Linked DNA regions of Homo sapiens: region 2 is linked to region 1. Evidence: chromatin loops called from intact Hi-C (ENCODE). Cell type or tissue: Calu3. All regions are shown on one strand. Links, peaks and the distances in the headings refer to the core of each region. The heading gives the core; the rest is flanking DNA.

Evidence for each region. A loop is a pair of places that touch in the nucleus more often than their neighbours do. Peaks named below come from ENCODE experiments on the same cell type or tissue, not always from the same donor. Only the 100,000 strongest peaks of a DNase experiment are listed, where the experiment ranks them.
Region 2: a loop joins it to region 1, with 14 times the contacts of the local background. A loop is called at or near these places in 2 of 110 quality-filtered maps.

The regions. Positions count from the first base shown.
Region 1 is chr4:10,649,672-10,666,053 of GRCh38, forward strand. All of the region lies in intron 2 of CLNK (cytokine dependent hematopoietic cell linker), which reads right to left. Among named protein-coding and RNA genes, the nearest start is that of CLNK, 27 kb to the right of the region's middle. RefSeq lists a silencer at 13,429-13,606. In Calu3, for the core only: no CTCF peak of the experiment used is centred there; a DNase peak (open chromatin) is centred at 7,510.
Region 2 is chr4:10,708,344-10,724,725 of GRCh38, forward strand. It overlaps a transcript of CLNK not described here. Among named protein-coding and RNA genes, the nearest start is that of LINC02498, 21 kb to the right of the region's middle. In Calu3, for the core only: no CTCF peak of the experiment used is centred there; no DNase peak of the experiment used is centred there.

The DNA.
Region 1 (16,382 bases), core at 2,987-10,986:
TCCTGAGAATTAACAAATATGCATGGGATTCCAGCCTAGATTGTCTAGAAACCTTCAATCTGAGTAATGTAAGGAAGGCCTGTTTTAATAGTTCCTTTAGGCACCCCAAAAAACAAATACAAATTTTCTCTGGGGGAGCACAATTTCAACCCAGGCCTCAAAGAATTCCCATGGGTTAATTTGTAAGAAATATGAGCAGGCAGACAAAATAAAAAAAAAAATGCTTCAGATAACAGCAGCAAAGTGAGAACTAGAAGAAATGACAGACAACAGGATTAGCTGTTCAGTCTAGATATTAAAACTAGTGGACAAATGTTACAGCCATATATCCATTAGTGGACACATGAACAAAGTGTACATATTATGTTTAACTAAGGAAAAGGAACTTTCATATAAAAAATAAAAATGAGACATAAAAATGATCAAGTAGATTTGTGAAAAAAATTATATTATAGGTTTAATACAGTTTAGACACAAATAAAGATACTTAACTCATTAACTGATATGTAAATCCTTAAAATGCATCATTCAGCATTCAGGCTAGAGTGAAGAAATAGAAACTCTGAATGAAAGGTTGGGAGATGAAGGCTAAAACGTGACGGTCTAGTATACATCTAATCAAAGTTTCAGAAAAAGATGGGAAAGAATGAGAGGAAAAAATACTCAAAGAGATAATGACAGAGTACTGAGAAATAGTGAAAAACAACAAAATAGAGAATCAGGATATCCAACGTATCCAAAGCAGGTTAAATAAGAAAAAACTCACATCTATCCATATTATAGTAAAACTACAGAAAACCAAAAAACATAGAGAAGATTTTAAAAGCATCCAGAGAGAAAATAAATATTGCCTTCAAAAGCTTTTATTTTTCATTAATACCTGTTGTTTGCCAAAGGGAATAAGAAATAAGTTTATGAGTCTGAGAGAAAACAACTGTCAATCTGAAATTATATGTCTAATAAATTCTAATGAAGTTATCATTGTAAGAAAATAAAGGCTTTTTTAGCATTAAAAAGTCTTTTCTTACTATATGCTTTCATTTAAAAAAAATTCCAAATTTTGTTCTTCATACTGAAAAATGCAATCCTCAATGGAAGGTTTGACATATAAAATTTGCAATCTATGCATCTGGCAAAAGGCTAATATCCAGAATCTACAAGGAACTTAAACAAATTTACAAGAAAAAAAAACAAACAACCTCATGAAAAAGTAGGTAAAGGATATGAACAGACACTTCTCAAAAGAAGACATTTATGCGGTCAACAAACATGAAAAAAACCTCATCATCACTGGTCCTTAGAGATATGCAAATCAAAACCATAATGTGATACCATCTCACATCAGTGAGAATGGCGATCATTAAAAAGTCAGGAAAGAACAGATGCTGAAGAGGATGTGGAGAAATAGGGACGCTCTTACACTGTTGGTGAGTGTAAGTTAGTTCAACCATTGTGGAAGACAGTACGGCAATTCCTCAAGGTTCTAGAACCAGAAATACCATTTGACCCAGCAATCCCATGACTGGGTATATACCCAAAGGATTACAAATCATTCTACTATCAAGACACATGCACACATATGTTTATTGCAGCACTATTCACAATACCAAAGACTTGGAACCAACCCAAATGCCCATCAATGATAGACTGGATAAAGAAAATGTGGCACATACATACCATGGAATACTGTGCAGCCATAAAAAAGGATGAGCTCATGTCCTTTGCAGGGACATGGATAAAGATGGAAACAAACATTCACAGCAAACTAACACAGTAACAGAAAACCTAACTCCGTATGTTCTCACTCATAAGTGGGAATTGAACAATGGGAACACATGGACACAGGGAGGGGAACATCACACACTGGGGCCTGAATTTATGATTTCCTTTGCCAGTTTATTTAGAATAAAGTTGCATGTGCTTTAAAAAATAAATAAATAAAATAAAATATGACCAAAGACAAAGAGTATGCTAACTATTTGGGTAAATATTTAAAAGTATTGACTGTTTGAAACATTAATAATAAAAATCTTTAAAAAATTAATTAATAACAGAATTAAAATTCATGACAGCAGTAGCATATAAATTGTGAGTGATCAGAATTCAAGTGTTGAAAGTTCCATTATTACTCTACAAGACTGTAAATATATCATTTAGCTATAGATGTTGATAATTTACTTGTGTATTAAAATATCTATGGAAATCACAAAATAGTAATAGAATATATAATAAACATAAGATAAACTGATAGAAGTAAAATGGAGTTAGAAAAATACACATACATATATGCACACAAACAACAGGAGATCAAAAAAAAAGAAACAAAAAGGGGGGTCAAATAGAAAGCAAAAAATAAAGTTTAGAGATAAATGTCAGTAATTTTAGTAACTGTAAATGGAGAAAATTATCTAGTTAAAAGACATTTGAGGCCAGGTGCAGTAGCTCATGCCTGTAATCCCAGCACTTTGGGAGGCCAAGGTGGGTGGATCACCTGAGGTTAGGAGTTTGAGGCCAGCCTGGCCAACATGATGAAACACTGTCTCTACTAAAAAATACAAATATTAGCCTGGCATGGTGGCGAGCACCTGTAATCCCAGCTACTTGGGATGCTGAGACAAGAGAATCACTTGAACCCAGCAGGTGGAGGTTGCAGTGAGTGGAGATCGCGCCACTTCACTCCAGCCTGGGTGACAGAGCAAGACTCTGTCTCAAAAAAAAAAAAAAAAAAAAAAGGAAAAAAAAGACATCTGTTTCACTAGATTAAAAATTCTGTATGTTTTTTATAAGATATATACCAAAAATGTAAGAATAGAAAAGTGTCAATATAAAATGATATAAAAGATGGAGCATTAAAATACTAAAAGAAGCTTGCTTGGTTATTATATTAATGGCAGGCAAAATAAACTCTTCAGGAAAAGATGTTTTTCCCAAGCAGGTCACTACATTACAACATAAAAATTAGTTCACCAGGAGGGAATAATAGTTTGAAAATCCTGTTTCAATCATACATGTATTTGCAAATAACTATCAGGAAACAGACAAATTCACAATTACTTTAAATGTTTTTAATGCCTGGTCTTTTAATAATTTACAAAATTCTTGTTGATATTTCTATAACACTGCATGCAATTATGGTGGTATCTACCTTCTTTTCATGCACACATGGAATATTGCAAAAAAATGCCCCTTATATCATTCTACTATAAAGACACATGCACATGTATGTTTATTGCGGCACTGTTCACAACAGCAAAGACTTGGAACCAAGCCAAATGCCCATCAATGATAGACTGGATAACGAAAATAAGGCACATATATACCATGGAATACTATGCAGCCATAAAAAGGATGAGTTCATATCCTTTGCAGGGACATGGATGACACTGGAAACCATCATTCACAGCAAACTAACACAAGAACAGAAAACCAAACAACACATGTTCTCACTCATAAGTGGGAGTTGAACAATGAGAACACATGGACACAGGGAGGTGAACATCATACAGTGGGGCTTGTCAGGAGATGGGGGGCTAGGGGAGGGATAGAATTAGGAGAAATACCCAATGTAGATGACAGGTTGATGGGTGCAGCAAACCACCATGGCATGTGTATACCTATGTGTCATGGGTATACAAAATGTGCAGACAAACCTGCACATTCTGCACACGTACTCCAGAACTTAAAGTATAAAAAAAAAGAACGTAAAATAAACTCTCAAAAAAAACTCACAAAATAAAGCTTATAGACTATTTTTTACAACTGCCATATGATTAAGTTAGAAATCAGTGACAAGGTAGTAAAAATGCTCCAGAATTTATTTATAAATCAGCAAATTATAATTCAAAGAATAAATAATAATGGGAATTTAATATTTAAAATTAACAGTAATATAGAAATACATAACTGAAATATTTATAGTAGAACAGGATGGCTAAAATTTAATTAACAAAGCACCTAATTTGGCGAATCAATGAAATAACAAACTCATATTGCCAAGAACACAGACAGAAGGAAATAATAAAAAGAAGTTACTCGTATCAAAAATGAAATGAAAATACAGAGGACTACTGAAATTTATTAACCTTTGGCAAGCTTAATCAGGAACAAAAGTGGAGACACCAACAGACCAAGTAAGAACTGAAAAAGGGAACATCATTATAGGCACAACAGACTTTAAAATGGTAAAAGAATATTAGTGAACAAACACGTATGTAGAAAAATATCTAGCAACAAAAATTACTCATGAGGGAATAGTAAAACTGACTATCTTTCTATAACCATCAATGATATTGAACCAATAGCTGAAAATCTTCCCTCAAGGAAATACCAATTCAAGATCAGTTTGCTGAGAAAGGTCCAACGTATTCCCCATTACATAGTCTCTTGTCCAGAATGGAAAATTGGGAAATACACTGCAACTCATTTGATGAGGCCAGCACAAATGTGATGCTAACCAGCAAGGAGAGTGAAAGAAAGAAAATTACAGGCCATTCTCATTAATACTCATTAATGAAACACTGCACTAATGTACTAACAAATAATAATATGTCATGACCAAGTTGAATTTATCTCAGAAATTCAAGTTTCGTTTAACATTACCAAACCCATTAACATAAATCTTTATATTAACAAAAGCAGAAGGAAAAATATATAATCACTTTAATAAATAAGGAAAATATTGATTAAATATATAGATAAATATATATTGATTAAATATATATATATATATATAGAAAGTCTCTTGGCAACCTAGAGTCTTTAACCTGATATTCAAAGCCTACCTAAACCTGAAAACAAGCTTTGCATTTTGTGGTGAAACATTAGAGCATTTACCTCAAGATTTAGAACACAGGTGCCTGCTATCACCACTTTAATCTAGCCTAACCAGTGTAGTCAGGCAAGAAAGAAAAAAATGTAAAGGAAATGGAGAGGAAGAAATAAAATTTAATTACTTATAGATGATATAATTATCTATATAACAAACATAAAAGAATAAACAGATTATTCGAATTGATAAAACTTTTAGGAAGCCTGTTGTCTGCATCCCATCAAAAATATACACTACCAACAGACATGAAAATATGAAATGTTGATATCTTAGCATTTACAATATCATTAAAATAAGTAAAATGTCTAAAAATGATTTCTCGGCCAGGCGTGGTGGCTCATGCCTGTAATCCCAGCGCTTTGGGAGGCCGAGGCGGGCGGATCACTAGGTCAGGAGATCGAGATCATCCTGGCTAACACAGGTGAAATCTGTCTCTACTAAAAATATAAAAAATTAGCTGGGCGCGGTGGCAGCGCCTGTAGTCCCACCTACTAGGGAGGCTGAGGCAGGAGAATGGCGTGAATCCAGGAGGCTGATCTTGCAGTGAGCCGAGATCACACCACTGCACTCCAGTCTGGGTGACAGAACGAGACACCGACTCGAAAAAAAAAAAAAAAAAAAAGGATTTCTCAAAAAGATGTTAAGGTCTGGTCTTTTGGAAAGAAAATTATGAAACATTGTGGCATTATGTTGAAGAAGTTCTCTCTGTCTCTTGGTCTCTCTAGAGATATATAACATGTTCGTGAACTAGAGAACCCAACGTCATAAAGATGTCATTTATCTTCTAAGTTATCTGTAGATTTCAAAGTAATTCCGGCCTAAAACCCCCAAAGACAGAGAGAGAGAGAGAGAGAGAGAGAGAGAGAGAGAGAGAGAAAGCGAGAGAGTGTGTGTGTGTATCCTATATTTACATGAAAGAGCAGACATTCAAGAGCCAACGTCCTGCTGAAGTGCTAGCTGGGGAATATAAATTCCAAGATATCATGAGCTACAACAAAGTTATACTAATTAGGACATGTGCATTGACATGGGGCTGATAATGTATCATGGCAAAGAAAACCTAGAAAAGATCTACCTAATAAAACTTGGTTTACGACAGAGCTGGCATTGCAGATGAGTGGAGGAGGGATAGATAGCATTTTTTTTTTTTTTTTTTTTTTTTTTTTTTGAGACAGAGTCTTGCCCTGTTGCCCAGGCTGGAGTGCAGTGGTGCGATCTCGGCTCACTGCAAGCTCAGCCTCCCGGGTTCACGCCATTCTCCTGCCTCAGCCTCCTGAGTAGCTCGGACTACAGGCACCCACCACCACGCCCAGCTAGTTTTTTGTATTTTTAGTAGAGATGGGGTTTCACCGTGTTAGCCAGGATGATCTCGATCTCCTGACCTCGTGATCTGCCCGCTTTGGCCTCCCAAAGTGCTGGGATTACAGGCGTGAGCCACTGCGCCCGGCCGATAGCATTTTTAATATATAGAGCCGGGTAAATTGTTTATCCATGCGAAAAAGAAAAAGAGAGAAAGAAAAGATCCCCAAACTCCTCCACACTATACACAAATTAATCAATTGCAGGCTATTAAAGATTTAAAAGTGAAAGGCAGATTTTGTGATGTTTGGAATTCAACGTAGGAAGCTATGATCTCATGTTAAGTTTCTTTAAACAATACACAAAATGAATGAATCATAAGGAAAAGTTCGCTATGACTCATTGACCTGAAATTACGGTCACCAAAAGGAAATATCAAAAGAGAATAACAACTCAAGTCACAAAATGAGAAAAGTGTGCAGAATAAATAAATAATGCATACAAATCAATATGAAAACGACAAATGCCTGACCAAAAAAAAAAAAAAAAAAAAATCTTTTGCCTGGCAAAAGATTTGACAAGCATTGTGTGCAGACGAGAAAAGCTTAATGGCTAATAAATATCTGAAAGGATGCTTAGCTACACCATAGTCAACAAAATACAGATTAAAGCTATACTATAGTCAAAAAATACAGATTAAAATCACCCACTGGTTTCGTAAAAATTAAAACTGCCAGTATGGAAGGACTGGCATGACTTTGTCCAAAGTCATGAAGTAACTGGGTCACATAGGCACACTTGTGGGTAGAAAGCATAAAATGACCTGGCTGCTTTGGTAATTGTGACATCGCCTAGTAAAATCAGAGGTGTGCATACGCTGAGTCTCAGAAATTTCAGTCCTAGGAATATACCTTCTGTACAGATACTCCTGAATCTATGCTTTAGGACATGTAAACTGGATTGTTCTTAACAGCACTTGTATTAGCAATATTTAGGAAACAACTCAAGTGTCTATTGACTGGAGAGTGTATAAATAAATGGTATTATATGCACATAAAAATATTATATTTCCATAAAATGGAAATAAATATGGCTATCCACAATAGCATGGATTATCTTTGGAATGTACATTGGGGCAGTCATAAAACAGACTATAGAACAATCAGAACTAAGATTTACATAGCTCACATTATGTTCTAGATGCTGTTTTAAATGTCTTATACAAATTAGCTCATTTAATTCTCACAAGAATACTACAAAGTACACACTATTATTATTTTAATTTTGCAGATGACAAAACAGGTACTGAGACTTCTTAACTTTCTCAAGAACTCATAGCTCGTAACTGGTAGAACCAGTTATCAAAACTCGGCAGTCTGGGTGCAAGATAAAATCTGTAACATGATTCTTTTGGCAGGAATCTCAAAACCCAGCAAAACCAAAGTATTTATAATGATATAAACTAAAGATAAAAGCAAGTGAATGATTAACCCACACTTCAGGATAGTTTTTGCTTGTTAGGGGTGAGGAGTTGTGAACATGAAAGGAGGAATGAAAACATCAGAATTAATGGTAATTCATAAAAACTGAGAATGCATACACATATCTAATATGTTTTATTGTTCTTTATGCCTTATGCATATTTTATAAGTATTCCTTTGTATCTAATCAACATTTAAAGCAATTGAAAACATTAAAAGAGAAAATGAAACCTTGACAAAGATGGTAGAGAAATACTTCATGTTTCTTCATCATAAAACTCCTCGAATCTTTGCAGATAGAGTTCTTAGAAAAATCTACAGAAGATGAACTGGATGTATAATTTCCGTTATTCACAGAATTTTTGTTCAAACAGACAACAATGGGAACAAATGGCAGCACAAATGCCTCTAATTGCAGCCTACCCAAAAGGAGGCATTTCAGGGCAGCAGAATCCAGACGGCCAACACAGGATTTTAAAAATTGTCAGCCAGATTCAGGCCTTTATTCTCCTTCTGATTTTGCACTGCAGCTTCTTCTTCTCCCCGCCAATCGAGAGATATGAAAAATCAAATTCCACCATCTATCCTAAGTAGTCAAATTATCTTTCCAATTACTTAGAATCAGCTTTTGAGCAACAGAAGTCAAATTATCAGTCTTAATGTTATTCTTTACATTAAATCTGGGTAGAAGTTCTCCAGCTGCTGTAATTACTTGAGGAAATCTATCCCCACTGTCTCCTCCATTTGCTGCTTGGTAACATCCCATTGTTCCTCAAGGTCAGCTCACGTCACTGCCTCTGTGAGGATGTCTCCTCTAATGCCACCACACCCCTTCCCAGGATTTGCTCCAAGTAGAATAACCACTCACTCCTCTGTGTCCTCTTAGCACTTTGCACACACTCAGAACAGAGGACCTCTTATTAGCATCCTGCTCACCCACTATCACTTGCTGATTTATTATTATTCTCACTTACAATGAATGTTCTTCATGGTGGAATATCAGGTCCTATGAATCTTTAAATTGTATCCTGAATATCTAACAGCAAAGGCCCTTGCATGAAGCAATGATTGTGATGATGATATAGCCAGCCGACAGTATCTGTTCCAGTCATCTGTTGCTGCCTAACACACCACTCCAAAACAGTAGCTTAAAACGACGGTTTGTTTTTATCTCTCCTGGTTCTCAGCTGGGGGGTTTCCTCTAGGGGTCTCTGGTGCTGTTTCATTCAGATGGTTATTTCAGGGCTGAACTGAGCTGAACGCCCAGACTGGATCCCTGGTTCTCAAGGCGGGTGCCTAGTGCCCCAGCCTCCCTATCTCCCCAAAGGGTGTCTCCCCAGGGCTTCTCCGCAAGGCTTGGGTGTCTACAGTAGAGCGGCCATAGCATATGACTTTGGAGGAAGGTGGCTTCTAAAGGCAGGAAGCAGAGCTGGCCAGACTGTTAAAGACTATGCACGGACCCGACACAGTGTCCCTTCTGTCACACTCTGTTGGTCAAAACTGCTGTAGGCCCATGCAAGTTAAGGGAGGTGGAGAAATAGATTCACCCTTGAATGGGAAGTGTCAGCATACACTGCAGAAAAGCATGTGGGGTGGGATACGTTGTTGTAGCCATCTTTGGAAAGTATTAGATTGGTGTAAATGTAATCACAGTTTTTGCTATTAAAAGAAATTGCCAATTTGGGAGGTGAGGCGGGTGGATTACCTGAGGTCAGGAGTTTGAGACCAACCCAGCCAACATGGTGAAACCCCGTGTCTACAGAAAATACAAAAAATGAGCTGGGCATGGTGGTAGGCACCTGTAATCCCAGCTACTCAGGAGGCTGAGGCAGGAGACTTTCTTGAACCCGGGAGAAGGTTGCAATGAGCTGAGATCGTGCTACTGCACTACAGCCTGGGAAACAAGAGCGAAACTCTGTCTCAAAGAAAACAAAACGTAACACACAAAAAAATGGTAATTGCTAAAAGTGTGATTACTTTTGCAGCAACCTGATTCAATTGGCTACAGCGCCTATGGCATGCTCCCTATGTACCAGACACGGTGCTACACACACTGTATACATTAAGTCGCTTAACTTTCTCAACAACCCTTTGAGATAGTTACTATAACGATTTCATTTAATAAAGAAAATGAGACTCAGGGAGGCTAAGTTCCTAAAATGTCACGGCTCTGTTGGCACATGGCCAACCAATATTTCTGTTGGATTATTGCAGAGCTATACTTCTATTGAAGTATTTGTTCTCCCCAGTATGGGAGACAGATAAATATTTGACTTTATCATCTCCTTTCACGGATTACCTCAACAGAATCCTTTCTAACCTCTCTCAGAAAAAATCCTCCCCACCCCCATAAAAAATACAGAGAAGAATGGAAGTCAAGAATGAAGAACCAAGCTGGAGGCAACTGATATCTGGCTTATGGCAAGTACTTCTTTCCTCTTATTTGTGACCTGATCTCTCTTTACCAGGAATTCTGAAATTTTACACATCTAGATCTCCAGGAATTCCTTTTTTTTTCCTTTCCAAGGGATACATTTTCTAGGACTTCCTGATATTGGTCCCAAATCATATTAATTAAAAACTTTTGGCAATCATTTTACAATTTTACTGTCAGGTGTACTTGAACTTAACAAAATTTTCCTGAAGTCAAGTTTTCTCCTTTCTTATGTCTCATCTGTAGGGGAATGTTGGGCCAATGCAAATTATAGACATGCAAATGACCAGTGTTTTGGACTTCATGGCTAAAATAGCAATCATAAATGCTGGACTTTATTACTGATTTCTCTGTATGTTTTTATAATCAAATACTATTCTGTTATAAACTATCATCATGGATCAGGTTCTCCAAACACTGGTTTAGTTCACAATATTTCCTAGGATGATTGTTTTTCCTTATTTCCATGTAACAAAATGCAGCCTCTTAATATTTGGGCATGATTATGTTAATTGAATTTGTCAAATTAGTTCATGAGTTGTGTTGTTTTCCTGCAGTGGAAGACCATAAAATATGGGATGCCTAAGGGATTGAAAGATTGCATAGCTATAAAACGACTGTAATAACATTGGGAGACATTATACATATGATACTTCAAGTTAAAAACAAAATAGAATGGATAGTTTTATTGGAAAGCCTAAAAGGAAATATCCAATACCATTTACCGTTTTTCAATGATTCATTTAGTGGTAGTTTCTCTTTATGTATATATTTTTGTATCTTAAATGTTTTACAAAGAATTACATTACTTACATGATAACAAACTCATGCATTAAGTACATCAGAGCCTTTATTATTCTTTGTGACATTTTCAAAGACCATAATGATGAAAACTCTAACCTTGTGGACAGTCAGTAGGAGATTTTGTTCAGCTGGAAGTTTCCCAAGTGGTGATAAGCTAGTTAAGTCAACTAGTTCTATCAGCAGCTGGTAATCTTGCCAGTAAGAGAGAGAGAAGACTATCTTGACATCCTCTATTCCCTCATCACCGACCATCTTTATTGAGTCTCGAAGCCAACCACACCTGCTGCTCCTGCAAAAGTATCACTGGCCATGTCTGCAACCTCTGGCAAACTCTATCTCTGGATTTCAGCTATGTTCCCTCACAGCTTGCAGCTTTTTAATTACTAGCCAACCACGAAGCTGAATCCTACCTATATGACTTTGATAGCATCAGAGGACAGACCCAGTTGGCCCGAGAGTTGGTTCATAATTACTTCTGGGTAACTAGGAGGGCAGCCATACTGACTACACAGCTGGGTGTAGGACTCTGATCTCAGGGTGCCAAAATTGCTTGTTCTCATTTTCTCTAGATTCAGTGGGATTTACACTTATTTATTCCTGCAAATCAAAGTGAAGGTGCCCCTGGAGGTCGAAAGCAGGGGTTGTTCACACATGTCATGAAGGAAAATAATGATCTGGAGTTTACATGGAGTTTTATCATTCATACACACGAGAGAAATATCATCTATTGGGCAGCTCCTGTGTGCCAGACATTGAGCCCTCTCAAGAGGAGCTGATACACATCACCACCTAGGAACTGAATACATTTTATTGTGCAAGGTTTCAAAGAGAAAATATGCCTCTAATGGGCAAAACAGTCATTCACTCAGGTGATGTATCCGTGATGAGAAATACACAAGCATGATGTTCTTAATCACTATGTCTTATGATATAAGATCACGGATTTTGGAGTCAGAAATATGTCAGTTTTATTCCTGAATCTGAATTTGGGAAACTTGTTCTTATGTGGCAATATGGAATGCTGTTTTAGTGCTGAGCCATCAGAAAGTATGACATAGATCCTCATGGAGAATGACTAGCACAGTGCCTGGCGTGTCAGGGAGGGTAAACAATTTTTGTATCATTTTTACTCTTTCAGTCTTAAAACTAGACACTGCATTCAAGTGAGAAAAGTATTGCAGAGAAATATCACTATTTTTGCTTAGGAAAATGCAAAATGTCAATGATTAACATTGACTTGAAGGTGACTTTGTTGATGTCAATACAAAGAGGAATTTTCTTGCTGTTTCCTAAGTCATAGGCTCAGAAGGTAATCAGCTCTTTATCCAGAAGAGTGTTTGAGAAGATTCTCAATTCTGTCTCACACAGCTATTGCTAAGGAAATTATAACCATGTGTGGAAGGTAGAATTCTATACCTCTACGAATCTCTCCACCTCTAAATATCTATCTCTATTTTATTGTTTTGTTTACCATCAAAACTCTTTCCAAAACAAGCAAATAGGAAATACATATTCCCTATGCAAGAAAAGAACTGCTAGGTTATTACTAGATAGTATGAACTTGTGTTCCTACATAATATTAGACTATTATGGTAGAGTTACATAATGTATGCAGCATACACAGTGTTGTCTGCTGGGGAGCATCACAACACCGTCTGCTCTAATACTCCTAGAGTATATAGTGTTAAGTTTAATCTTGGTGATAAAACTGCCTCATAAAACTCTATAGGTAGCAACTTAAACGTCCAACACCAAGGGCAAGATAAAATAAACTGCCAAATAAAATACAGGTTCGCCATGCTTGATCTAAATCCCCTGGGGCCAGGAATTCAGAATATGGTGGATTTTAGAAAAGTAACACAGTGCATGTGCTGTACACTGGAACAACCTCTGGTTATTAAACACGCTAATATTTCTGTAGTGAAACATGTGATGGTTGGATTAATTGGGATTAATGAAGAACATACATTACCTCGTTGCATGTCAGGTTTTGCTGTCAAATTAGCTACAAAAACCTTTCAGTATTTCAAAGCCTTTTGACTTTGAAATTGTGGAGAAGGGGTGAGAAACCTTATTTAAGTCATAGCTCAAAACACCATGATTTTAAAGAAAATTTAATCATGTAAGACAATGTTCAGAAAAGGAAACATTGTTATTAAATGAATGACTTAAAACAATGAGTTTTAAAAGTAGATTTTCTAAAATTTTAAGATATTACACATAGATATAGAAAAATAAACTAAGACAACTGTAGCAAGTTAGTGCTGGGTGTTAGGATAATTGGCAATTTTCATTCTTCTTTGTAATTTGTATATTTTCTAAAATTTCCGTCAATACTGGAGACAATTTCACCAATGAACAAAACAAGCTTAATAACTGCTTAAGCCTTATTTCAAAGTGGACACTCTGGAGACCTTTGCTCTCTGATCTATCCCCAATCTGGGATGTGCAAGAGTGACTTTCACCCAAATTCCCAAAAGAGCCTGGGTGGCCAGTGCAGGGCATTGGCTTACTGGAAAGAGCCCAGAAGCAATCACTCAGGTGACTTTGTCTCTTCCAAAGCACTCAGAACCACAGCGTCAAGGTTCTTATCAGTCCTGTCCAGAATGATGAAGAGGTACTGGAAACCAAACCCCAAGATGCCCTTATCTAGCCCCAGCGGTGTAATGGGGCCGCTAGTGGGTCTGTCTGCTCTTCTCTAATAGCACCGAGGAATGAGGCTTTCTGAAGTTTAATGGATTGCTAGGGAAGCTGCAAGTTTTGTTGCAGGGAAAGTCAATGAAAAATAGCCTGCTAATTTCCGAAGCAATTTAGAATCATGACATCCGGATCCCTTCTTAGTACTTGTGGAGTTTTCTCATCACTCTCTATGTAATACGGAAATAATTCTCTTTACATATGGCTAATGCTCTTTGAGGGCAGGGACTAGATCTTATTCAACTTTATAAATGAGGTGTGTGAAATGTATACTCAATAAATAAATTTGTATATGATTTATGTATACTCAATAAATGCTTTTGACTGAACTGATACAATCATATAAAAACATATGTGTGCATGTGCTTGTATTGTATGTCTGCATACATATACATGCATATATACCCATAGGTTCACATACACATGTACATATACAATATATATTTCTATATCATCCATTCATTTATACTTATAAAATTTTCATTGTAAAAGTGCTTAGTGAGAGATAGTCCTATGATTTAAATGTTTGTGAACCCCTTAACTTCATATGTTGAAAGCTAATCACCAAGGTAAGGGTATTAAAAGGTGGGGCCTTTGGGGGCTGATTAGGCCAAGAGGGCAAAACTCCCGTGAAATGAGATTAGCACCCTTATAAAAGAGGTCCCAGAGACATTCCTTGCCTTCTTTACCATGTGAAGACACAGCAAGCAGACGGCTGTCTATGAATCAGGAAGCACTCTCACCAGACACTAAATCTGCTAGCCCCATGTTCTTGGACTTCCCAGCTCCCAGAACTGTAAGAAATAAATTTCTGTTGTTCCTGAGTTACCCAGTCTGAGCTATTTTGTTATAGCCACCCGAGAAGACTAAGGCAGATAGTAAGGAATTAGTCATAGTTACAAAGTCTGCTTAGGATTCCAGGTTATAAAATTGTAAGAAATTCCAGATTATAGAATTATGAGACATTATTCCACAAAACTGGATGTAGATTACATTCAGTTGAGCATTAACAAGTAAAAAAAAAAAAGGAATGATGTCTGACTATTCTGGTTTCTTTGCTTTGGGGAAGGACACTGAAATTGTTTTTGTTTAAAGCCTCCCTGATGATTCTAACGCTCCTTCAGGTTTAAAATCTACTACCTTGAATTGACTGGGTTAATAATTTTGACAAAGGAAGTGAGAACTACCCCACAAGGCACAGCAAAAGGAAAACCTCTGTGTGTGTGGTGATGGGGGGCACACATTTCCAAACTACACTCACACCCAGCCTGACATGTGGCTCCTTCTCTGAGTCATGCCTTGGCGACTGCTGTGGATAAGTTCTCAAGTGTGCCAGGAAGGAAACGGTGCTGGGAACTCCTGTTCTAGTTCAGCACTTCTCAGGCTTTAATGTGTCCAAGAATCAACCGAGGATCTTGTAAAAGTATGGATTCCGACTCAGCATGCCTGGGCTGGGCTGTAGCAGCTGAGATTCTGTGTTTCTAACAAGCTCCCTGGTGATGCTGACACTGCTGCTGTGCAGCCTGCCCTTAGATCAACAGCATCTCCCAGCTCAGGACACCCTGGACAGGAAACCCGAAGGTGGAGAATAAAATGTGGAGTGTACTAGGGCATCTTACCTTTCATTTGTGTGGTGCCAGCTTATGCATTTCTCTTTAATGTGTAAGCGTACTGATGGAGGCGTTCTAATTTTAATATTTACTTTTTACTTTGGGGCAGGCCAGCAGCAATCCCATACGGATTGACTGGCCTGAGGGTGCACAAGAGGAAAGAGTGAAGAAGAGTTTGGGACTAGGGGAGGAAAAGGATGCTCTGAGCTTTAGGAAAGAAGAAGAGTTATTCTTCAAGGCAGGTTCCTAATGTTGAGGTGTCAGATAGTCAAGTGTGAAGGCTCCCCGTGGACTCATCCTAATGGGAGGAAGCTAACATTTGTGAAATGGTGACGGTTTGGCTGTCCTCTGGCCTACGCATTGCCAGCTTCAAATCTAAGGTGACTGTAAAGCTGAAATCACAAAGTTTCCCTTTGGAAAGCTTGGTGAGAAGCCATGTTCAACAGAGACCAACTCCCTGGCTAAAAGACAAAGCCACTGAAAGTCCTCATAAAAGGGGAAAACCTCTCCTCTTACAGAAGAGGCCCTTGGCATAGGGTGGAATCATTAAAAGACATAGAGTCGGGCGCGGTGGCTCACGCCTGTAATTCCAGCACTTTGGGAGGCCGAGGCTGGCGGATCATGAGGTCAGGAGACCGAGACCATCCTGGCTAACATGGTGAAACCCTGTCTCTACTAAAAATAGAAAAATTAGCCAGGCATGGTGGTAGACACCTGTAATCCCAGCTACTCGGGAGTCTGAGGTAGGAGAATCACTTGAACCAGGGAGTTGGAGGTTGCAGTGAGCTGAGATCATGCCACTGCACTACAGCCTGGTGACAGAGCAAGACTTCGTCTCAAAAAAAAAAAAAAAAAAAAAGGCACAGAAGCAGAGACGGAAAGGGTGGAAATCTCAGCTGCAAAGCCAAGCAGATGCTCATGGCAAATATTGACAGACATTTCAAAGCCATCCCACGTTGCCCCTGAAGAGGGGAGTGAGTGTGAAGATAAAGGCTGCTGCCCTGGACTGAATGGTGGCCCTACAACATATCCACATCCAAATCTCCATCGCTTGTGAATGTGACCCTGTTTGGGAAAAGCATCTTTGCAGATGTAGTTAAGGATCTTGATAAGAAATCATTTCTGACTATCCAGGTGACCCCTAAATCCAATGGCAAATATCTTTATATCAGACAACCAGAGGGAGATTTGAGGTGAGATGAAGAAAAGAAAATATGGCCAGAGAGGAG
Region 2 (16,382 bases), core at 3,752-11,751, 59 kb after region 1:
TTAACTTGTTTAATCTTCTCAGCCCTTTGTGGTGAACACTATTTTTTTTTTCTATTTTACAAATGAGGAATCTGAATGCAGGAAAATAAGTAACTTGCCCAAGGTGACATGCCCATCAGTGGCAGAGCTGGAGTCGAGATGCACCTCTTAACCAGTGTACATAGATAGCATATACAACAGCATGTTAGCATATCTAGAGCACCCACAGAAATAAGCACAAAGTAGGGCTTACAGGGCATCATGGAGCTGCAGAGGAGAGCAGAGGCCAGAGGTGAAGGGCTCTACTTATCTTTTATCCTATAGACCATTGATAGTTCAGGGAAGGCAGGGCACATCATGGTCAGATTTTCATTTTAAGATAACCACTCTGGTGGTAGGGTACAGGAAGGCCTGGAGTGGATAAAGCAGAACATTGTTTTTGCAAGACATTAGAGGACGTTTCATGCATGTTGAAAGGAATTGAAGAGCCTTCATTCATAGCATTTACAGTGTCACAGAAGGAGCACGGAATGTAAAGGGAAAAAGATCAGGATTCAGTTTGTGACTGCCAAAATGCCAGAGACTACTTCTATGATTACGCTATAAAACTTTCTTCTTTTGATTTTTCTAGAAAATGAAGAGATCTATTGAAAAGCCTGGCTTAACAAATCAATTGAGATGGACCTACCAAACAGCATTAAAATACTCTACTTAAGCAGGGAGACTCACTTAATCATTTTAATAAAAGCTTCATATTAATAAGATTCTATGATTTGCAGATAGTGGTATGGTATCAGACATGAATCAGGGATCTTGAGTTTCAGACCTATGCTTATACTGACTCTATGTTCTTGTCTGTAAAATACAGCACTTGAAAGACTCAAAAAACTTTTTCAGTGGAATGTACTTTACATAGACTATCTATAAATTTCATATTTACTGAGCACCCACTATAATACCCAATAACTATCCTTTTCAAGTGTTCAAGGGCCAAACGTGTCTGGGCACTGTACTCAGAGTGACTTTCTTGTTTAATCATTAGCACTGCCATGTGAGGTTGGTGTGATCACTGTCCCCATTTTATGAACGAGGAGACAAAGTCTCGTGGAAGTTAAGTCATTTTCCTAAGATCTCACAGCTAATTTCAATGAGTCTTTCTGATTCTAAACTCCTACTTCTGGTACTTTGGACACGGAGAATTGATAAATTAATGGCAAAAAATGGCCATAATTCTCTATTCCTCTCTGTAGCCAGGTTCTTGTAATATGATATCCTAGATCTTCCATCTGGAGGTAAATTCCATTTCCCTCCTTTGAATCTAGATGCCTTGTAACTTGCTCTGGGCAACAGATTGTGGCGGAAAGGATGCTATGCCAATTTTAAGACCAGGCCTCCAGGACTGCACACTTTTCTTAGCTCACTTAGAACCCTGTTAAGTAACCCACCAAATAAACACCAACAGGCTAGACTGCTGGAAGATGAGACACACAAGGCCCAGTGGCTCTATCACCCTAGCTGACAACTGCAGACATGTGAAGCCATCCAAGATCACCCCATCATGGGCCAACACCCCTGCTGACATCACTGATGCAGGAGGGATCCCAGCTCAAACCAGCAGAGTTTGGACCTGACCATAAGAACTCCCCAAGCAACCCTCAGTTACAAGCTCAACAATTGCTTACTGTTTCAAGTCTTTGATATGGTGGTGTTTGTTAGGCAGCATTATTGATAACTGATATGATAATCATTTGATTGCAATATTCAGATGGAAACATTTCTGTAAGGGAAAGGGGGTTCTGTTAATAAGTACAACAAAGTAAGAGGCAAAAGGGAGCTACCCAGGTTGCCCTCTCTGTGGGGATCCTAACTCAAGCAAGTGCAGAGATCTGGGCTCTGGTCAGAAACACAGCCTTTGTATTTCTGGGCAGAGGAGTGAGGCATTAAGAGTGGTTGGTTTTCCGTGCTTCTCAGTCTGGGAGTGATGAGAGACCAAGAAAGCAGGAGTCACACCAACCAGCGCTGGGGTCCTTCAATCACAATTAAAATATAAAAGGAAAAAAAGTGGACTAAGTAAACTGAAGCAAAGAAACCAAAGGGTACCAGCCTTTCTGAGTTTTTGTTTTCTGGAATGCGTTCCTTATCATAGCCCTCTCTAATAATAAGAACCAGTGTTCTTCAAGAAGTGATTATGTGCCAGACACTGTGTGGCTAGTTTAAAAGCATGAACTCATTTCATTGTCATGATTTCTTGAGGCAGGCACAGTTCTTGCCCCCATTTGACAGTGGAAGAGACTGTTGCTTTGAGAGCAAAGGAACTTGATTGGAAATGGAGCTGTGAAGTGCTCAACTCCAAAGTCAGAGGCCTTGTTTCTCCCCTGAGCCAGCCTCCCAGAGGTAATTCCTATTAGATTAGGGTAATTAATACTACAGACATTACCTGTTCATGCCTTGGTTATGTCTGTCTCCCTTGACATTGTCATCTCCTCACACTCAGGTTCTGCCTGCAATTTTTTGTACAGTCCTCTTCACATATCACTCCTCCATAAAAGACAAATGAAGAATTTGATGAGAAGCATTGTGGAATCGGATAGGTAGAAGAGCCTATTTGCTTTGACTTTGGAACCCAAAGCTGTAAGCATGTTTCCTTTTGGGTTTGAGGTGTTTGACCCTGAGAATAAGATGTGTGCTATTTATACTTCAAGAGTCTGTCTTGACTTCAGATTGGTTTCATGCTTAAGGTGTGGTGGTTCCAGCTTCTCAGCAAACAAAAATTTGTAGATCAATATGACAGATGCAGAACGTGTAAGCAGCATACTCCTCTGTCTCTAAAGTTATGCGCTGGTGGCCAAACCTATGTCTGGAACACTAAAGCATCACTGATCTCAACTGACTCATTGCACTAAGTCATGGGAATTAGGAACAGGGAGACCTCTGAGGTCCTTTCTTCATGGAGTACAGGGCCTGGTGTCCAATACAAGCATAAGAAACATCAATTTCCCTTTGCAAAAACAAGTGCTTTCTAACTTGGGTCTTCAATCTCACAGAAGACCTTCTGGTCCAATACTGCAGAGTCACAGAACATTCTCTTCCAAGAATAGCTGCCAAATAATTTTGAAATATAAAAAGTATATATTAATCCATAAAACAAAATGTCTCAGAGAACACTGAGAGTCTTAGAAACACATAGTGTTTATGTTTTCTTCATGGAGTCTTATTGTTTAGAAACACTGGTTTAGCCCAATTAAAACTGGAAAGATACTTTTATTCTCCCTAAATTTATAAAAAAACTTAAATATTGAAGCCTGTCTTTTTCCTGAACATTAGTGGTGGAGGAGTGTCCAACTCAGGGCAGCTGGCTTTGTTTCAGCTCTCCCAGAGAACCTGGGTGACTTGACTTTGCCAATAAACTTTGTGAGTCTCAGATCATCCACTTTACTAAAGAATGGAATTGAAATAGATTATTTCTTGTCTTGTCCAATGCCAACATTCTACTGAAGTATTTACAAGAAGAATTCCTGACTACTCCTGTGATCTGCACCATAAAAAGAAGGTTTGAAGTTGGGAGAAATTTCAGAAATACTCTTGGGGATTCCAGAGGTTCATTAGCATATTCAACAGAACCTGAACATGGAAATATTGGCTGGGGCACCGGGAGACAATGGATATCGCGTTTCAAAGGAAGTGCGGCATCTGCTAGATCACATGCAGAAAGTTCAAAGTAGGTGATCAAAAGTGAGTTAGATGTCTCACCCATGTCCAAGGTATCAAAAGGGGCATCAGAGGAGAGTATAAGGAGAATTTTTTTGAATATATATTTTTGGAAAATATGTGGCTTTATTGTGAGACCTTTACCCCTCATAAAGAGAAAGGTGAGGAGGTGCCAGTCTGTCACCTCAAGCCTGGTGATTTGTGGGGGCAGGTGGTGGTCTTCAGCAGGACCACTTAGAGAATTTTGCTTAAGTCCCCTGCAGTGGAGTATATGGATCAGGGGTGGGGTGGTGGTGGTGGTGGTGAAACTGCCTTTGCAAAGATTATAACAATAACAATGAGAAAGATCTAACATAACTGACTTCATCTTGCTTCTAACCTCATTAGCTAACCACCCTGGCTCATTTCTGCAAATAGGCCAAACTAACAATGGGAGGAATTTAGCTTATAGTTTAACTTTAAAAAAGAAAAGACAATAACAGCCCTTTCCTGAAAATAAACCCCTCCATGCTTGGGGACTAAAATAGCCTGTATAGCATTAATGAAAAGCCACAAGTCTGAAATTATAGTCAAGGGTGGAATTCTGTTAAGGCATAAGCAGAAGTTAAATGGCAACCAGCCACTGTTTCTTAGCTTGCTTTTCTATAATTGCTCACTTTACTGCTCACAGAGTCATGTAGCCAGGGACAGTGGGAGGGACAAAATTTATAACTACCCCAAATTGCTTCTATAGATAACATCACTATGGTGAAACTGAGGACTGGTCTTTAAGATATTTTTCAGAGTTTACATTCTTGTGGACCAACTGATGCCCACCAGACATGTGGCCCATACCAAGGAAAGAGGTGACTAAACTGGTCCTATGACCCCCACCAGAAACTGACTTAGCTCATGAAGTTAATTTCAACATCTCAATGATTTCATTCCCAAGGAATCAGTAGCCCCCATTCCCTGGCCCATTGCCCACCAAGTTATGCTTAAAAAACGTAGTCTCTGAGATCTTGGGGAGGCAGATTTTAGAGACGCCTTCCAACCTCTTTGCTTGTCTTCGCTGTGATTATTAAATTTTTTCTCTGCTGCAAGAGCTGCTGATCTCAGTGCATTGGCTTTTTTCTGGGCAGTAGGAAAGAAGAACCCATTGGACTGTAAAAGTGGTGGTCACAGAGATCTGGAATCTGAATCATCCCTGACACAGCTAAAGAATAAGACAGAAGCTGACCAGTTGTATGTGGATAAACTGGATTGGATGGGGGAGATGGTGTTGTCAAGTGTCCCACACTCCACGAATTACTCTGGGAAAAGGATGTGTGAGTGAGACATGGACGAAATGAGTGCCATGAACAACAGAGAACTGGGGTGGATTAATCTTAACTCCTGTCCAAGATGGTGCTAGGAGGAAGGGGGAACAACCTCAGCCAAAAGGAGGTGGAGGAGATAGAGGAAGGTGCAGGGGAAGATGAGGTCATGGCCCATATCACATAGCTGTAGAGAGAGACCTGGGGGTAGTGAGGGGGTTTCTAAAATTTATCCTTAATATGGTTTGAATTTTTGTCCCCCCAAAATCTCATGTTAAAATTCGATCTCCAGTGCTGGAGGTGGGGCCTAGTGGGAGGTATTTGGATCCTGGAAATGGATCCCTCATGGATGGGTTGGTGCCTTCCCTGCAATAATGAGTTCTTACATTCTTAGTTCATGTGAAAGCGTGTTGTTAAAAGGAGCATGGCATCCCTCCCATTCTTCCCTTGCTCCTTCTCTCATCATGTGACAACCAAGCAGATGCCAGCACCATGCTTCTTAAATAGCCTGAAGAATCATGTGCCAAATAGACCTCTTTTCTTTACCAATTGTCAGATCTCAGGTATTCCTTTATAGTAATGCAAAATAGACTAATGCAATCCTTTTTTAGACATTTCATGGGCCTTTTGAAGCTGCCAAATCTGGGCAGCAGCTCGAAACATTATCGGCCAAACAAGAATCTTCCTGTCATTCTCTCCTTTCCTGCTTTCTTTCCATGTTACAAGCCTAGACAGGCAGATATTGTTGGGGAAGAGTGGTGGAAGAAAGTGCCAGGGAGGAGAAAGAGCTGCAGCCAACCAGAGCCCCCTTCCCAGGCTGTGGCTTCCACAAACTATAGACCTTTCCAGGAGGAGAGGGGCTGAGACTCAAAATCAGGTTTGTGATTTTGCTATTTAAATAGTAACAAACATTTTACACAGTAAAGCAAGATTATACTTGTGACTTAAATTGAGTAGAATATTTCGTGTTACTTAAGAGAGGTTAGGGCAGGGAAATAACTACCCTCCATGAAAAACTTAAACAGTGGGAAATAAAAGAAGCAAGTTAATATCTGCAAAGTCCTCCAGTAAAGAATCTTATTAACTTTGACCTGAGTTTTCCAAACCTATTTTCCTACAAACTTCTTTTTGTCACAGAAGAACAATTAATATGCCATGGAAAGGAGAATCATTTGGAACATACTTAGGTATATAGTGTTCAAATGGCTAAATATTTTCTTTTAGATTAATATGCAGAAAGTTATTGTTTTGATTTAAACAAATCATAGATCAAAAATCAGGACAGCAGCTGGTATATATATTCTGTGGTCCTTAGATCTCTTTTAATCTAAAATATCTTAGATAATACATTCATTGTGGTGTGTGTGTGTGTGTGTGTGTGTGTGTGCGTGTGAGTAGCTTATTCTCATATTTATTCCATGACTTTAAGTTAAATATTGCAAATCTCAGTGAAAAAGGCACTCTAGTTAACAAAATCCTGATTTCATTTGTTAGTCTTTTGTCAAGCCACTACATTATACATTCTGACATCAGTGTGGCTAAAGAATGTTGAAAAATGCTGGTAAGAGGTAAGAATTTTTCTTTTTTTATTCAGCATTTTGCTTTTAATGTATTTATGTACCTTAAGTTTTTTTTTCCCCTACCTTAAATCAACATCCTTCTTTGGTTTCAGTATCAGTAATAAAATGATCATGTAATTTTTATGACTATATTTTATTTTTTAAGGGGAACAAAAACAATAAATTGCCTCAAATACTTTCAATTAAAAATCAAATTCATATTATTGTCCTTTATATATTGTCAAAGTGTGTCTTTCAGGTCCGTGCTATTTAAAATGCAGTCTGTAGACCAGCAGCATTGAAACACTGGGGACCTTGTTAGCAACACAGAACCATAAGCCCCTCTCTAGACCTACTGACTTGGGAGTCAACTGCCCAACAGTGTTTGAGAAACACCTTATTATGACATTTACCATGGGGTTTATTGTCCGTGTGTTTAATTACACCTTGTAGCTTCCACCCCGCCCCATCATAATAGAACGGATAAGGGCAGAATTGAGCTGAATCCAGACCTGGGCAATTCACTTAAACTTCCAGCCCCAGTTCTCTTATTTTCAAAATATGGATAATAGTCTTTGCCACAATGTTGCAAAGTGAGACTTATTCAAAATAATAGGATCTGTAAGGGATCCAGTGTACTCTTGTGATTCAAACTAACATTCCACAAATTTTATTTCCAAAAGGAAAATTTCTTCTTCCTTCTTTCTTTTCTTCTTCTTTATATTTTGTTGTTGTCTTTGTTGTTTGTTTCTTTAACATCTACTTGTTTGGCAACTTCAGGTACATAGATTATAACTAAGAATATTAAATTAAGTTTACATTACTTAAGTATCACTATAATTATTATCAAAATCACCTGTGTCAAAATCCCTATTGGTTGCTTGGTAGGAGAAGCCCTGTGTCCTCAGCGCACTACTTCATCAGGCATGGTTATCTCACTTCCAATTCCCCAGAACATTACGGGCAGGAATTAGGGATGTGGGGCCTGCAGATGTAGGAAAATGCATTAAGAGCTCGTAGCTGCTTGGCAGAGAGAAAACAAACTGCCCCAGCTGCTTAGAATTAGGATCTGAGTCATCAAGAAGAGGTGAATTCTTTTCCTGAGCCTCCGCTGTTTGAGAAGGTAGGAAAGTTTTTTAATAATATATAACGAAGGCTGAACATGCAAGATTATTTTTAAAATTGGGATTTCTAAGTGAATGCCACAGAATTGAGGTTTCAGCAATATTAAATCAACAATAAGCGGTTTCTGAATTAATTCTCAAGAAGTTTCTTCTTTCGAACATTAACTCTCTCCTAAGCCAGGAAAATTTGTATGACTTTTTTCTTTTTCCTTGTTTTTTCACCTTTTGTTGGCTTTGAGGTTGAGGATTCTGATAGGATCAAGTAAATAGGATAATAAATAAATAAATGTCTCAGTTAAGGTAGGCATGTAAGCAATTTAATATTTCTAAAAGAGAACCATGAAGAACAATTGTGACCTCTGCTGAGAAGACAGAGTAGATGTACTTTTACCTACTTTTTTCCACTAAATACAACTAAAAACCCTGGGCATACTTTAAAAAATTTGAGAAAGCTTAATTGTGGGGAGAAGGTGACAGACTGGCTAGGGACCTCTAAACCTAAAAAACAACAAGGTGGTGAGTTCCCTGAGATTTCTTTCTGTTTTACGTGTCCCAAACTTCAGTTGAATAATTAACAATCAACAAATACTGATAGACACAGATGAGAAAAGCCTTAATGAAAACTTTCCCTCTCTACCAAAAGGAATAGGAAAGAGGCAGGCTGGCAAGACAGAAAACTTTTTTTTTTTTTTTTAATTTTTGGAGACAGAGTTTCACTCTTGTCACCCAGGCTGGAATGTAATGGTGTGATCTCGGCTCACTGCAACCTCTGCCTCCTGGGTTCAAGCAATTCTCCTGCCCCAGCCTCCCAAGTAGCTGGGATTACAGGCACACACCACCATGCTCAGCTAATTTTTGTATTTTTAGTAGAGACAGGGTTTCACCATGTTGGCCAGGCTGGTCTTGAACTCCTGACCTCAGGCAATCCGCCTGTCTCAGCCTCCCAAAGTGCTGGAGTTACAGACAGAAAACTTTTAGACAATAACTGTCCTATCGTAGCCAAACGCCACAGAAAAAAAAAAAAATTATATTCCACCCACACTGGCCAAGGATGAGTGGGAAACCTAGATGGTCACTTTGCTTGTTTGAAATGAGGGGCCCCAAATGCCCAGCTGGGGTAGTGTGGGAGGAAGCTGAGCAGGAAACTAGAGCTTTCCTCCTTGCCAGGCAATAAAAAGCCCCCTCTCCATGTCAGTGTCTGTAAAGACCATGTAGGATACCTAGACTTTCAGCCTCATTGAACAGTGATGTGTTTCTCTCCCTCCTCATTGGGGTAGTATCAGAGGGGGTGGAGTAAAAAGCCGTGGCCGGGTGTGGTGGCTCACGCCTGTAATCCCAGCACTTTGGGAGGCCGAGGCGGACAGATCACTTGAGGCCAAGAGTTTGAGACCAGCCTGGGCAACTTAGAGAAACCCCGTCTCTATTAAAAATACAAAAATCAGCCGGATGTGGTTATGCACGCCTGTAATTCCAGCTCCTCGGGAGGCTGAGGCAGGAAAATTGCTTGAACCCGGGAGGCAGAGGTTGCAGTGAGCTGAAATGGCGCCATTGCACTCCAGCCTGGGTGACAGGGCGAGACTCCAAAAAACAAAACAGAAAAGCTGTATGAGGCACTCCCACCCCACTGGTAAAGGGAGGTATCAATGGAGCCAGGTGAGAAATCTGGACTTCAATACCCACACTATCCCTGGGAGCCTCTTTCTTTCCCTTGTCAGAGTGGTATCAGTGGAAACCAGCTAAAACACGAAGTTTAAGTAAAATCCAGAGTCTCATAATATAATACCTGGAATATGCAGTTTTCAATAAAAAAGTCATTATACCAAGAACCATAAAATTTCAGTTGGTGAGAAAAAGACAATCAATAGATGCCAACAGAGATGTAAGACTTATCTGATGAAGATTTCAAAGAGTCATCACAAAAATGCTTCAATGAGCAATTACAAACATGCTTGAAACAAATGAAAAAATAAGAGTCTTAGCAAAAACAGCAAAGTCTTATAGAAAATAGAATAAATAGAGAAGAACAAATGGAAATTTTAGAAGTGAAAATACAATAACCAAAATTAAAATAAAACAAAATTCTATACAAAACCTCAATCTATGGGCTCAACAGCAGAACGGAAGAGTCAGAGTAAAGAATCAATGAACTGGAAGTAGAACAATTAAAACGTGTTGGATCTAACATTCATGCCATTGGAGCCCAAGAAAGAGAGGAGAAAGAGGGAAGGGTTGAAAGAAATACTCAGAGAAATAAATACTGACAACTCTCCCATTTTGTAAATACATAAATCCACATATTCAAGAAGCTAAATGAACCACAAACACAAAAAACCCAAATAGTCATTTTCTGAAAACTAAAGACAAAGAAAAAATCTTGAAAGCAGCAAGAGAGAAACAATATCATATAAAGAAAAAGTACGTTGATTGGCAGTGAATTTCTCATCGGAAACCATAGAGACCAGAAAAAAAGTGGCACAATATTTTTTAAGTCCTGAAGAAAATAAGATAACTGTAAAGCCAGCATTTTATATCTAGTAAAATATCTTTCAGGAATGAAGGAGAAATTAAAATATTCTCAGATAAAGAAAAACAAAAAAAAAACTAGAAGAATTCGTCACTAGCAGAAGCAGACCTGTTTTAACAAATGGCTAAAGGAAGTTCTCTAAACAAAACAACAAAAAAAATATGTTAAGAAATCTTGGAACATCAGAAAGAAAGAAATAACACAGTAAGCTAAAATATGGATAAACAAAATAGATTTTTCTTGTTCTCTTGAGTCTTCAAAATTATGTTTAATGGTAAAGCAAAAATTACAACCCGTCTAATATGTTCTAAATGTATATAAAGGAAATATTCATGATAATTATATTATAAATGGAAGGTGGAAGGAGAGATGGGAAAGGAGGTAATTTTTCCATATTTTATTTGAACTGGTAAAATGACAACACCAGACTGTGTTGACTGTAGTAAATGTTGAATGTATAATGCTAATACCTAGAGCAAGCACTAAAAATAATAAATAAACCTCTTCAAAAAGATACAGTCAAAAACTCCATAGATAAATCAAAATGTAATTCTAAAAAAGTTTTTAAATAACACACAGGAAGGCAGGAAAAATAAAACAGAAATGAAAACAGAAAGAATAAACAGAAAACAGAAAATAAAATAGCAATCTTAAGCCCTAACGTATCAGTAGTCATACTAAGTGTAAATGGTCTAAATACACTAATTAAAAGACAGATATTAGCAGAGTGGATTAAAATATATAGGCCAACTATATGCTTACTAAAAGAAACTCATGTCAAATATAATAATACAGGCAGTTTGAGAGTAAAAGGATGGAAAATGTATAAATCTTTTAATTTTAATTAATTTACAAAGATTAATCAAAAGAAAGAGTGACTGTATTAACATTAGATAAAGTAGACATCAGAGAAAAGAAAATTACCAGAGATAGAGAGGAACATAATATGATAAAAGGGCCAACCCACTAAGAAGACTTAACTGTCCTAAATGTGTGTGCATACACACACAAAGAAACAGAATTATAAAATATATGCACTGAAAATGGATAGAATTAAAAGAAGAAATAGATGAATTCACAATTGCAGATGGAGACTTCAATACTCTTCTCTCCATAATTGATAGAAAAAACCCAAGAGAAAACTATCAAGGGTATAGAAGAACTCAACAAAACCATCAACCGTAGCATCGAATCAACCTTTGTAGAATACTCCATCCGATGATGGCAGAATAACATTCTTCTCAAGTGTCCATAGAACATATATCAAGACAGACCACATCCTGGGACATAAAACAAACCTTGGCAAACTTAAAGTATTTAAAATCATACAGAGCCAATGTGGAATCAAACTGGAAATCAGTAACAAAGATACCAGAAAAATCCCCAGACACTTTCAAACTAAGCTACAATTCTAAATAACCCATGGGTCAAAGAGGATGTCTCCGTGGAAATTGAAAAAAAAATTCATTGAGTTGAATGAAAATGAGACTGTAACATAAAAACTTTGTAGGCTATGACTAAAACAATGCTGAGAGGGAAATTTAGAGCACTAACTGCAAATGTTAAAAAAATGAAGTCTGAAACCAATAATCTAAGATCCTACTTCAAGAACCTAGAAAAAAATAGCAAAATAAATCCAAAGGAAGCCGAGAGAAGAAAACAATACAGAACAGAAACAAATCAAAACACAAAATATATTACAGAAAAAAAATCAATGAAACAAAGTTGTTTGTTTAAAAAGATCAATAAAATTTACAAGTTTCTCTGAAAAGGCTGACAAAAAACGAACACAAATTACCATGACTAGGAATGAAAGATTACTAGGAACATCACTACAAATTATTTAAAGACTTCTCAAAACCCGATGAAAAAAATTAAATTAGAAAGTAGGCTAGAGATACGAACAGATATTTCGGAAGAGGATACGCAGATGACAAATGAGCGCATGAAATGTTCAACATCATTAGGTATTAAGATAATGAAAATTAAAAAACTGCAATGAGTTATCCCTACATACCTATTAGAATGACTTTAAAAACCTCCGCAAAACGTGTACCATTTACTTTCTACTGTACTATGAAAACGTAATGAGGTACAGAAAAACCACAAGAGAGATGAAAATAAAGAACTGAACAAAAATGCATACAAAAAAAAATAGTGACACCACCAAATGCTGACAAGGATATGTTGAAAATGGATCACACATACATTGCTGATGGGAATGTAAAATTGTACGGGGACGCTGGAAAACAGCTTGACAGTTTCTTAAAAAAATAACAACTAACAATTGCACTCCTGGGCATTTATCCCAGAGAAATGAAAGCTTATGTTCACACAAAAATTGGTACACAAATTAATTATAATATTAAAAACTGGAAACAATGCAAGTGTCCTTCAGTGGCTGAATGATTAAATAAACTGGTACATTTGTATCATCACATACTACTCAACAATACAAAGGAATGAATTGTTAATACATACACAACTTGGGGGACTTTCCAGAGAATTATGTTGAGTGAAAAAGTCAATCAAGAAAAATTACTTATATATGATTCCATTAATATAATATTTTGGAAATGAGAAAATTATAGGAATGGAGAACAGACAGGTGGTTGCCAGGGACTGAGGAGGGAGGTGGGGGCTCTGAGGAGGGAGTTGGGGGCTGGAGGGAACTGGGTGTGGCTATAGAAGGGCTGCATCCTGGTGATGATGGAAAAGTTCTGTATCTTGACTGTATCGACTGCATGCCCTGATGGTGATATCGTATAATAGTTTTGAAAGGACTACCACTGGGGGAAAATGGGTAAAGGGCACACAGAGATCTTTGCTTTATTTCTTAAAACTGCATGAGACTCTACAATCATCTGAAATTTTAAAAGTTTATTGAAAAATTAAAAAGGAACACATTGACATAATTCTCTCCCCAAGAATATGGGCTACTTCTGAGTCATGTTGTAGTGGAAAGAAGTGTAGAGAACATATGGTATGTGTAGGTAAAATCTACACTCCTTATAGGGAAAGATAGGGTAGAATATTGATACATTTTCTTCTTTTGTTCATTTGCTGATGAAGTCAATTTGTCCACACATTTATATTTTCATACATTCATTCATTTATAAACTTATTAATTCACTTGTTTGCTTTATCTTTCATTTAAACAGTAATTATCGAGTTGTATGTTAGGCGTTGTACTAAGCACCAGGAGAGGGAGAAGGAGCACGGCATGACCTCTGCATTTAGAGAGCTCACATTTATTTACACATTCATCAAGCAAGTACCAATCCAACCAAACAACCAAGGTTGACAGGTGCATATTGTATTGCCAAAGCCTGACATACTGCTTGGCATAAAAATATGAATAAACAGCCAGGCAGTGGCTCATGCCTGTAATCCCAGCACTTTTAGAGGACAAGGCTGGCAGATCACTTGAGGTCAGGAGTTTGAGACCATCGTGGGAAGCATAGTGAGACCCCATCTCTACAAAAAATACAATTAGCCAGGCAAGGTGGCATACGACTGTAATCCCGGCTACTCGGGAGGCTGAAGTGGGAGGATTGTTTGAGTCCCGGAAATGGAGGTTGCAGTGAGCCCTGATCATGCCACTGCATTCCAGATTGAGCGAGAGAGACCCTGTCTCAAAAATAAGTAAATAAATATGATAAGGTAAACATGCAAGAGGAAAGGAGGGAGAGCAACTCACCAATTTGGTGAAGAAGGATGTACCAAGTCACAGATTCAATGGGATTGAATTTTGATGACCCCCAGTATAAAATCCAAGCTCCTAAGCTCCTAAATATGAAACACAAGGCTCTCACCAACATGGCTCCAACATCCCCTTCCAGCCCCATCTCCCGCTAGCTCAGCTGGGCTTTATGTGCTTTCCATTTTCTCTGCGTGTGTTCCTGCTGTTTCCTCCACAAGAATGTCCTTTCTCCACTTGTCAACCTAGTGACCCACTATTATGCAGCTTTCGATAACTCTGTTTCTCCATAGCAGGGGGTGAATGACCTGCTCTTCTCTGCTCTCATAATGTTACCAGTTGAGGGTGTCCAGGTTTTTGGCATTCTTAACAAAGAATTACACAAAACACACAAACAAAGCAAGTAAAGAAGGAAGCAACAAAAGCAGATTTATTGAGATCTGCTATTGTACACTCCACAGGGTGGGAGTGGGCCCAAGCAAACAGCTCAAGAGCACCATTACAAAATTTTCTGGGGTTTCAATACTCTCTAGACGGCAGGGCGTGGTGGCTCACGCCTGTTATTCCAGCACTTTGGGAGGCCGAGGCGGGTGGATCACCTAAGGTCAGGAGTTCGAGACCAGCCTGGCCAGCATGGCAAAACACCGTCTCTACTAAAAATACAAAAATTAGGCAGGTGTGGTGGTGCATACCTGTGATCCTAGATACTTGGGAGGCTGAGGCACAATAATTGCTTGAACCCGGGAGGTTGCAGTTAGCTGAGATCACACCACTGCACTCCAGCCTGGGAGACAGAGCGAGACTCTGTATTAAAAAAAAAAACAACCCCTCTAGACATTTCCTATTGGTTACTTGGTGTATGCTGTATGTAAATGAAGAGGGTATAGTGAGGTTACAAAGTTCTTTACTTGGTATACAGGCTACATGCAAATGAAGAGGATGTTTCCTGTCATAGCTGCAGTGAAGTTACAAAGTTATTTACTTGGGCATAGAAAGTTGGGGGTTTTCCCTTTGATTTAGTTCCAGGAAGTGCTTACGATCCGTGCTTCCAGACCCTATTCTCTTGCCTCAGTAACACTTATGTATACATTTGGTTCAGGTTCTAATTATGCTAGTGGAGTATATTAAGAAGTTTAGGGATCAAATGGATAAAGACTAAATTCTACTTTTCCCACTTAATAATCCTTTTAACTCAGAGGAACTTGTGGGTCTCTCTGAATCTCTCTCTCCTTAAGACTTTATGGATATGAATAGGCTCTTGTCTCAGAAGTGATGTGTGGATTAAGAGAAATAACACTAAGAAAGTGTTTGGGAAACTGCCTGGAATGTAGGTAGCCTTGAGGAAATGCTGGCTCTTATGGTATTATGGGAAATCATTTTTGCGTTTCTATCCACTTCTTTGAGGCAGGGACTATTTCTTGTTCATTGAGACCCTTGTGCGGTAATAACAACATTATTAGTAATAATCATGCCTACCCCACACCATATTACTTAACTGTACATAGTAGATAACACAGGTTTGTTGAAACAGCTTGTTCGGGAATAACTAGATTGCAGGATTTCTTGTGTCTCTTCCAGTTAGATCACATTAATCTGTGTTCACTGAAATGCTAGTGCTCCCTGGAGAGGTCTGAGAATAACACAGGAGTCAGAGAGAGAGAGAGAGAGAGAGAGAGAGAGAGAGAGAAGGCAGGGCAGCGTGGCTTTGGTAACTTTTATGTGTGGGTGGGATATATGAGTTTGCCCAGGGATTAATAAGCAGCTATTTGAGCAGGAAGTTCTTCCTTGTCAAGAGCATAAGATGCTTTGCGCGATATTTCAGACCAAGAGTCGACGGGGTTGGGGGATGCTCTCAGCATAAGTCCTTATTATTGGACTAAAGGAACTGTATAAGGGCTTATACATTACTATATATTTAATATTTATACATATTTAACATTATACAAATATAATGTATGTATGCACACAACACAGTCCCATCTTTGATCTTTGTTTCACCGTTTCATCTGCCCAGGATGCTTTCTGCTGGATACCTGCATGGATAACTCCCTCGCCTCCTCCTTCAAGTTGTTGCTCACATGTCCCGCTCTTGAAGAGGCTTATCCTGCCATCCTATGTAATTCTACAACCCGTCTTCCCTATGCTCAGAATTTGAATCCTTCTCATCCTTCTCTACCTTTTCCTGTTGTTATAGCTTAAGTCATTTTCTGGAATACTATACGCCACTCTTGATATTACATTTTTAGTTAGTTTTTTTTTTTCGTTGCCTATTATAATGTAAGTCCAGTGAGGGCAGAAAGTTCTTTCTGTTTTGTCCACTGCTGTATGGTAAGGGCTTAGAACAATGGACAGCAACCCTGTATGTGTCCAAGGTCGTGTGAATAAAAGAATAAATCAGATGGGGCTTTAGAGAGGAAACAGCTCTTAGGAAGAAGAGAGGAATGAATGAATGAATTTATTTTACGGCAAACACTGCCAGATAAGAAGAGATGG